Regions from separate parts of the Homo sapiens genome. Here region 2 is linked to region 1. A link is a contact called in ENCODE Hi-C data. All regions are on one chromosome and are shown on one strand. Each heading gives the region's core, a stretch centred on a gene start or an enhancer-like site at or near the end of the contact. The rest is flanking DNA. Distances are from core to core; before and after follow the strand shown.

Evidence for each region. A loop is a pair of places that touch in the nucleus more often than their neighbours do. Pooled maps may share reads with other maps.
Region 2: a map of gastrocnemius medialis shows a loop between it and region 1 (4-fold over the local background). The contact joins two enhancer-like sites. A Hi-C loop is called at or near these places in 2 of 168 maps with a recorded cell type or tissue (ascending aorta and gastrocnemius medialis), 2 of 37 single-sample maps with no recorded cell type and 8 of 50 pooled maps.

What each region holds. Positions count from the first base shown.
Region 1 is chr5:72,137,325-72,141,038 of GRCh38, forward strand. All of the region lies in intron 2 of MAP1B (microtubule associated protein 1B), which reads left to right. Among named protein-coding and RNA genes, the nearest start is that of MIR4803, 30 kb to the right of the region's middle. Within about 2 kb of position 2,064, at least 5 of the 41 ENCODE cell types and tissues checked have a DNase peak (open chromatin) inside an H3K27ac peak, as active enhancers do.
Region 2 is chr5:72,524,022-72,527,735 of GRCh38, forward strand. No RefSeq gene overlaps it. Among named protein-coding and RNA genes, the nearest start is that of ZNF366, 18 kb to the left of the region's middle. RefSeq lists a silencer at 1-295. Within about 2 kb of position 1,935, at least 3 of the 41 ENCODE cell types and tissues checked have a DNase peak (open chromatin) inside an H3K27ac peak, as active enhancers do.

The DNA.
Region 1 (3,714 bases), core at 814-3,313:
TTTTCTTAGACTAGTCTACAAGGGATGATAGGCAATAAATATGTTCCATGACTATTGTTTTATGTAAGCCACAAATTAAATCATATTTTCTAGTTGAATTACATAAAAAGCTTATGATCTTTAACTGCTGAGATCCATCTTCATTCAGAATTAAATGGCAGGAGCTTCCCTTAATTTACCTGGCCAAATCAAGCAAATATTGATTTTAAATGATCTGTATAGGTCTGAAGCTCTGGTTTGAAGATGTCTGTTTGAAAATACCTTTTGTGAAAATAAATAATAAAGTTACTCCTCCCTGTTTATCTGATTGTTAAATTTTGTCAATAATTATGATTCCTTAAAACAAAGTACAGGCTCCTATGCCCAGAATTGACAACAGAAATGGCTTTGAGATGATTCAGAACTATACTTTCTCTTATTAACATCTAATATGTATCAAAGCCTTTTCTCCCCGTTTAAGTAGAGAAGTAACCTTAAAAATATTTAAATGTGATCAAAGGATCTTGGTCATAGGATTCATGTGTAAGAAATGTCATAAATAGCCTCAATCAATTACTCATTTTTCATTTCCAAAGTTTTAAAATAGTTGACATGGAAAAAGTATTAATATGCATCGTATCTTGGAAACATGAAGAATTATCAACTATTCTGTTTCTTTACCAGCAGGTGGCATGACTTGTTGCTCTGCTGGTGACAATATAAAACCTAACCCACCCTATCACTTTAAATTGTTACATAATTAAAAGAGATTCCTAAAGTACTTGCCCCAAATATAAAAGTTGAAAGTTTAATATCCTTATGATATAAAGAGTTCTTACAAATAAATAAGTAAAACTTTAACATTTCAGTAGAAAAATAGGTGTAGGATATGAACATTCAATTTACATACACACAGAAGGTGGGTGGAGAAAGACACACATATACACATACCAAATGGCCAATAAACGTATGAAAAATGTTCAACCTCTTTATAAATTAAGGAATACAAATGAACCCAGGAAGATACACATTTTTACCTCCAAGTTGCAAGGTTTTAACAAATGATACCACTGATCACTGGCAAAGAGGACAAGATAGGCACCTTCATATTCTGCTATTTGGATATAAACAACCTTCTGAAATGAAATTTTTCAATATATATGAAGAGTCATAGAAATGCTCACGTACTTCACCCAGTAATTCCCTACCAGGAATTTATTCTATGGAAATAAGCAGAGATATGCACAAAAAATGTTATGTAAAAAAATGCTTATTGCTACGTTATTTCTCTATGTGAAAAACTGGAAAAAAACCTGAAGTTCTCAACAATAGGGCATGTATAATCAGTAATGATTAATCAATAGAATTCAGTATTTGGCCTGCATTATTATAAACCATATCTTCGAAGAATCTTTACTGATGTGTAATGTTGAGTGACAAGGGAAGGGTTCATGAAGGTATTTTTCAATTTGATCACAATTTGATACCAAAATAATTTTTGTCTTTTCCTTGACACCCAATTTCAATGACACCCAAATTGTAATATGGGTTATCACTGAGCAGTAGGTGAACAGGTTATTTTAATTTTCTTCCTTATCTTTTTCTGTGTTTTTTACATTTTATGCAGTGGGCACATAGTATTTTACAGTCAGGAAAAAGTATACACATTTTCAAAAATGGTAAGCCAAGCATTGGAGACATGAATCACTATCGCTTTTGTATTCCTCATGGAAATGAGATTCAATAGTAAGTTACGTGTCTGGGGAAAATAGAGCTCATTTGAGTCAGAGGTTGGAAAGCTCTTATGAATACTAACCTCAGAAACCTCAAAATAGTATGTGGTAGAATAATGACATGGCACGAAAAGCCACGGATGTCAGTCTGAGTTAAGGTTAGAGTAGATACATACAACAGTCATAAGAGAAAAAAACTTACTAATCTATGATCTCCAGTTCTGGTAACCTCTAGGGTCGGTCTGTGCCTCCATATCAAACCTTTATCACAGTGCAGTGTACTGGGGCTGCTGCAACTTGGAAGCCTGGGTTCTCGTTCTGGCTGCTCTGCAAATATATTTTGTACTTAACCTTGGGCAAGTCACCAACTCTCTGAACTGAGAGTTTTCTTCCAGGGCTGGATCGTTATTCATTTTTGGAGTTTGGCATTCTGATGCACTTTCTAGCCCTGCAAGGTAAGATGTAAGTCTCCGGGGTGTCTGGCCAATGCTGAAGCAGATTGAGGCTCCTTTTGGGCCAACCCTTGGATCAGAGGTGTCCGAAGTCATCTTGGTTCAGTCGTTTTTTAATAATAAGTTGCCGTGACATAAGTTATTGGAAAGGACCACAGTTGAGGGTAAGAAAGGCAGTTTGATTCTCTTGTGGAGGTTATAAAATGAAAGCAGAGATCTGTCCCTGAATATGAGGAAACCTCGTATATAGTTTAACAATGTATTTTTTTCTTACATAAAAATCTAAGTTTGAAATTACCATCAGACTAAATTTCATCCCATCTGTGGTAGAGATGGTTTTAAAATTGAGACTTTAGAGGCAGCAGATCTTTATCCTGTACACCTGATACATAAGAAAAGCCCAGTTCAGAGGACTTTAGTTTTTAACCTTAAAGACAAACATATTCAGACATATATTGTATAAGGATGTATTACAAACTTTTTTTTTTTTTGAGACAGGGTCTTGTTCTGTCACCCAGGCTGGAGTGCAGTGGCGCGGTCTCAGCTCACTGCAACCTCCGCCTCCAGAGGCTCAAACAGTCCTCCTGCCTCAGCCTCCCAAGTAGCTAGGACTACAGGTGCATGCCACCATGCCCAGCTAATTTTTGTATTTTTTGTAGAGACGAGGTTTTCCCATGTTGCCCAGGCTGGTCTTGAACTCCTGGGCTCAAGCAATCTGCCCTCCTCAGCCTCCCAAAGTGCTGGGATTATAGGCAAGAGCCACAGGACCTGTCCTACAAACTTCTTTTACCTTAACCATGGTATAGAAAATACAGGCTGATCCATGCATACATCTAAAATTGAAACAAAAGTTTAACAAAACAATGCCTATCCTTATTATCTGCAATGCATTATGACATTTTCTAGTCTGTTTTATTCTATACTATTAAGAAACACTGGCTTTGACCATTTCATGCTACAGTAAAGTATTGCAGCCTTCATTTGAAGAACACTGGTATAGAGGTTTTTGAAGAGGTGCGCATAAGGGAGAGAAAAACAGCTGCATGTCCTGACAACTATTAAGTATCACTCATAAATTTATTTTCAGCAACATGGGAAAGGAAAATAGATCCTTTCTTTATTAAGTTAATTGTGACAGAAACTGGGACAAAAATAACGTGGGAGGAACATGTTAAAAGAGGAGATTTACACATATCCAGTGTTTTCCAGCAAGAAGAATGCATCTGAAAGAGGTAAAACTGTGATTATCGAAGCAATCCTATTACACCTATGCAGATGAATGAAATCACCAACTTTAGGCAACATGAAAAAATAAAAGGGCCAAGATCAAAGTGGACCTGGTATTATTTCTAGCGTCCATCTTGGATTTTTCTTTTTTTGTCTGAATCCCCATCTCAGGGTATGAGTCGTTATGAATCAAAGGATCACCGCCCAATAAAACCATTCTAGACAGAAACCTTTTGGGGTTGGGGGTGCACCATTCTCCTCTTCTACAGCTTCCAGACCACTCATTGCCCATGGATACCCACCAGCCTCCCACGTTCACACGA
Region 2 (3,714 bases), core at 685-3,184, 390 kb after region 1:
GCAGTTCTCTGGACTTCAGCTCACACAGGAAATTAGGACATTAGGTTGGATAATGGATGAACTTCATTTAGTCCTTTTAGACTTAGAGATTATTCTCATGACCTCTTTGCTTAGGTTCCAGGTCTTAAGACAGCCTCTTGTTGAAGGAAGGGACGCCCTCTGCTGAGATAAAACTGAATTCTCTTAAGCTTCATTTATCTCACTTGGCAAGATATCTTAAGTGACATATGGAAATGTTACACATTAGAGGTGGCAAAGGTGTGATAAATACTTTTTTAAAATGACTATTCATATTGATGCCAGAATCTCCAATATTGATTAACTTGGATTCGCAACTGAAAAATCTTATTCACTGGTCTCTAAAGACAGGTTTGCAGAACTTCCAAAGTTATTTATATTCATCCTCCCCCATAAGCAATCTAGATTGATCAACATTTAGTATACATAATGGCACTGGTACTCTCACTTGGTCCATATATAAGCTGGTCATGGGTCACAAACAGAACTTGAGTTATCCTGAAGGAAAAGTGGGAATTCACACCGTGAAGAGGTTGACTGTTATACTACCGTTCTTTCACTGGTGTTTAGTGTATTGTGACACAATACAGTTTGTATGTTGTCAACTAACAATTTTTTAAAAGACTCCTGCCCTCTAAATTACAAACTAAATAGAATTACAAGTTAAATAGAATAATAAGTTAAATCAAATAATAGTGCAATTAATAATAATGCAGTTAATAATTCTGCAAAGAATAAGAAAATGGCAAAGCAGACATTTTTCCTACTCCTTCAATCATATTACAAAGTAAAAATAATGATAATTGAATCAGATCCACAAAGAAGCCTACACAGAGGCCAAAGTGTATTGAACTCCACCAAGAAGTTTATTTGAAGTATAGATTTAACCCATCAATTAATGGAAACCCCAACTAATACCAGCTCATGAAGAAGAGCCATTGCAATTGGCAGAAAACTTTAACGTATGGTTTATTACATGTTTTCTATCTTTTGAAAAGTTCTTTTGGGTATGTTTCATAATAAACTAATATGATAGCTTATATGTATAATTTATAAACAAACACAGATACACATTTTGGGGATGTATGCTCAAATTTGAGGAAGGGGTACATAAAGAAATCTGGAGACTCCAGACTTAGTTTAAAAAGCAGAGCTCTTGGGTGGACCTTCAGAGTGACATGAATTGTAGGGCTACAGGGGAACTGAGAGGCCTCAGGTCATTGGACAGGAGCGGCTGGGCACTGTGATGTGCTGACTGTGAAGTCAGACAAAGACTCCAGGTTGTCTGTGCTCTATCATTATAGGACCTTGGGCAGATGACATATCCTCTCTGTGTTTTTAAAAATACAGCCCTTAGACAATCTGCATCAGCACTGAGGCATTGACTAAAAATTTAAATTACTACCCTGTGGTCTGATCGTCACTGACCCTCTTCTTGGGCCAGAAAAGGGTATTTCACATTACTGAGCATTTTCTTTGTGTCAAGCCCTTTCTCATATTATTATTTTGTTTGATACACATAACAAATATTCCCATTTGTGAAATATTCCCATTTTATAGATTAGGACAGTGAGCGTGGTGGACAGACCTTAGGGTGACTGCCGGTAATTCCTGCTGTCTGCTGTTCAAGCCCTTTGTAATCCACTCCCTGTATGTGTGGATGAATCTGTGACTTGCTTCTACTCAACAGAATATGGCAAAAGTGATAGGCGATCACTCCCTTGCTTAGATTAGATTATACAACAAAGATGTCGGGCTGTCACCCCATAATTATGTTGTGATAGAAGTTTTAGCAGACTGAAGAAGCAAGACTTTCCTGCTGGCCTTGAAGAAGCAAGTTGCCATCACATCAACTGCATATGTTGAGAGTCACAAAGCAGGGAATTGTGGGAAGTCTCTAGGAAACTTCCAGCCTCAGTCCTGTAACCACAAGGAACTAACTCTTGCTCAACATCCCCCTAGGGTTAGAAGAGGACTCTGAGCTCCAGGAAGGAAGGAGACCTGGTCAATTCTTTGCAGACAATCTTGTGAGGCCCCAAGCAGAGGATCCAGTTAAGCAATGTCTAGATTCCTGACTTGCAGGAATGGTGACATCATAAATCTGTGTTGTTTTGAGCTGGTAAATTTAAAATATTTATTACACAGCAGTAGAAAATGAGTACAGTGGACATGCATGGTGGTTTACACTTGTAATCCCAGCACTTTGGGAAGCCAACACAGAAGGATTGCTTGAGTCCAGGAGTTTGAGACCAGCCTGGGCAACATAGTGAGACCCCTTCTCTACAAAAAAATTTAAAAATTAGCCAGGTGTGGTGGCAGGTGTAATCCCAGCTACTGGGGAGGCTGAGGCAGGAGAATTGTTCGAACCTGGGAGGAAGAGGTTGCAATGAGCCGAGATCACACCACTGCACTCCAGCCTGAGTGACAGAGCAAGGCCCTGTCTCGAAAAAGAAAAAGAAAGAAAAGGAATGCAGCAAGTGATTCGTCTTTTTTGTTTTTTGTTTGTTTTTTGTTTTTTGAGACAGGGTCTCATGCTGTTGTTCAGGCTGGAGTGCAGTGGTGCGATCTTGGCTCACTGCAGCCTCTGCCTTCTAGGTTCAAGCAATTCTCCTGCATCAGCCTCCCAAGTGGGGGCCCACCACCACGCCTGGCTAATTTTTGTATTTTTAATAGAGACAGGGTTTCACCATATTGGCCAGGCTGCTCTCAAACTGCTAACCTCAAGTGATCCTCGCACCTCGGCCTCCCAAAATGCTGAGATTGCAGGCGTGAGCTGCTGCGGCCAGCCCCCAAGTATTATTATGTATCAGAATCATCTTGCTTGAAGGTGGATAGTGTTCTCCAATCTAGACTTATCCATAATAAAGCTGATATTTGTATCTTCATTCTCTATCTTTTGTGGCTATTTCTCAGCTGGTTCCAAACTCAGAGTTGGGGGGAGATATGACTGATTATCAACTCTAACCCCAGCACATCGTAGCATTACCTGCTCTTCTCCACAGGGCACCTTCCCACCCATTGTTCATTTGAGCCTCAAAATAATTTCATAAAATCAAGACAACTTTTTAATTGTTTAATATCCATTTTAATTTTAGACCACTCTATCTAAATGTGAATTTTATTTTTATTTATTTTTGTCCTCCTAAGCATTCAGGATGATTTTTCAGTCTGAGGATTTTTATATTTTTTCAATTAAATTTTTTCTCTGTTATTATATTTTTAGGTAGTTTTTCTGCCCAATTTTTATTATTCATTCCTTCTGGAACTCCCATTGGATGTGTGGTCTGTGTTTCTCTGTCTATTTTTCTTTTACCTGAACTCTTTTATTCTATCTCCTCTTTCTAGGCTAGGTCTAGGCTAAGTTCTGTATGACCCCTCTCAGCGCAATCTTCCAATTCTTTTATTCTGCCTTCAAGTCTGCCCAGTCTCTTGTTTATGCTAAGTATTAAGGTTTACTTTTTGAGTGTGTTTTTTCCTAATTCAGGGAATAAAATTTAATTTTCAACAAGCTTATTTTATATCTTCTTGTTCTTGCCATATAACCTCCCATTTAATATCGAAAGAATGCTATTAATACATCCTTAATCTCTTTAAGAATTCTAAGCATGTTAAGTTTAAAGTTATTTGAAATTTATATGTCATTCCAGTTTCTTTGGGTATGAATTCTCACTCGTCGAATCTCATAATGGATTCGTG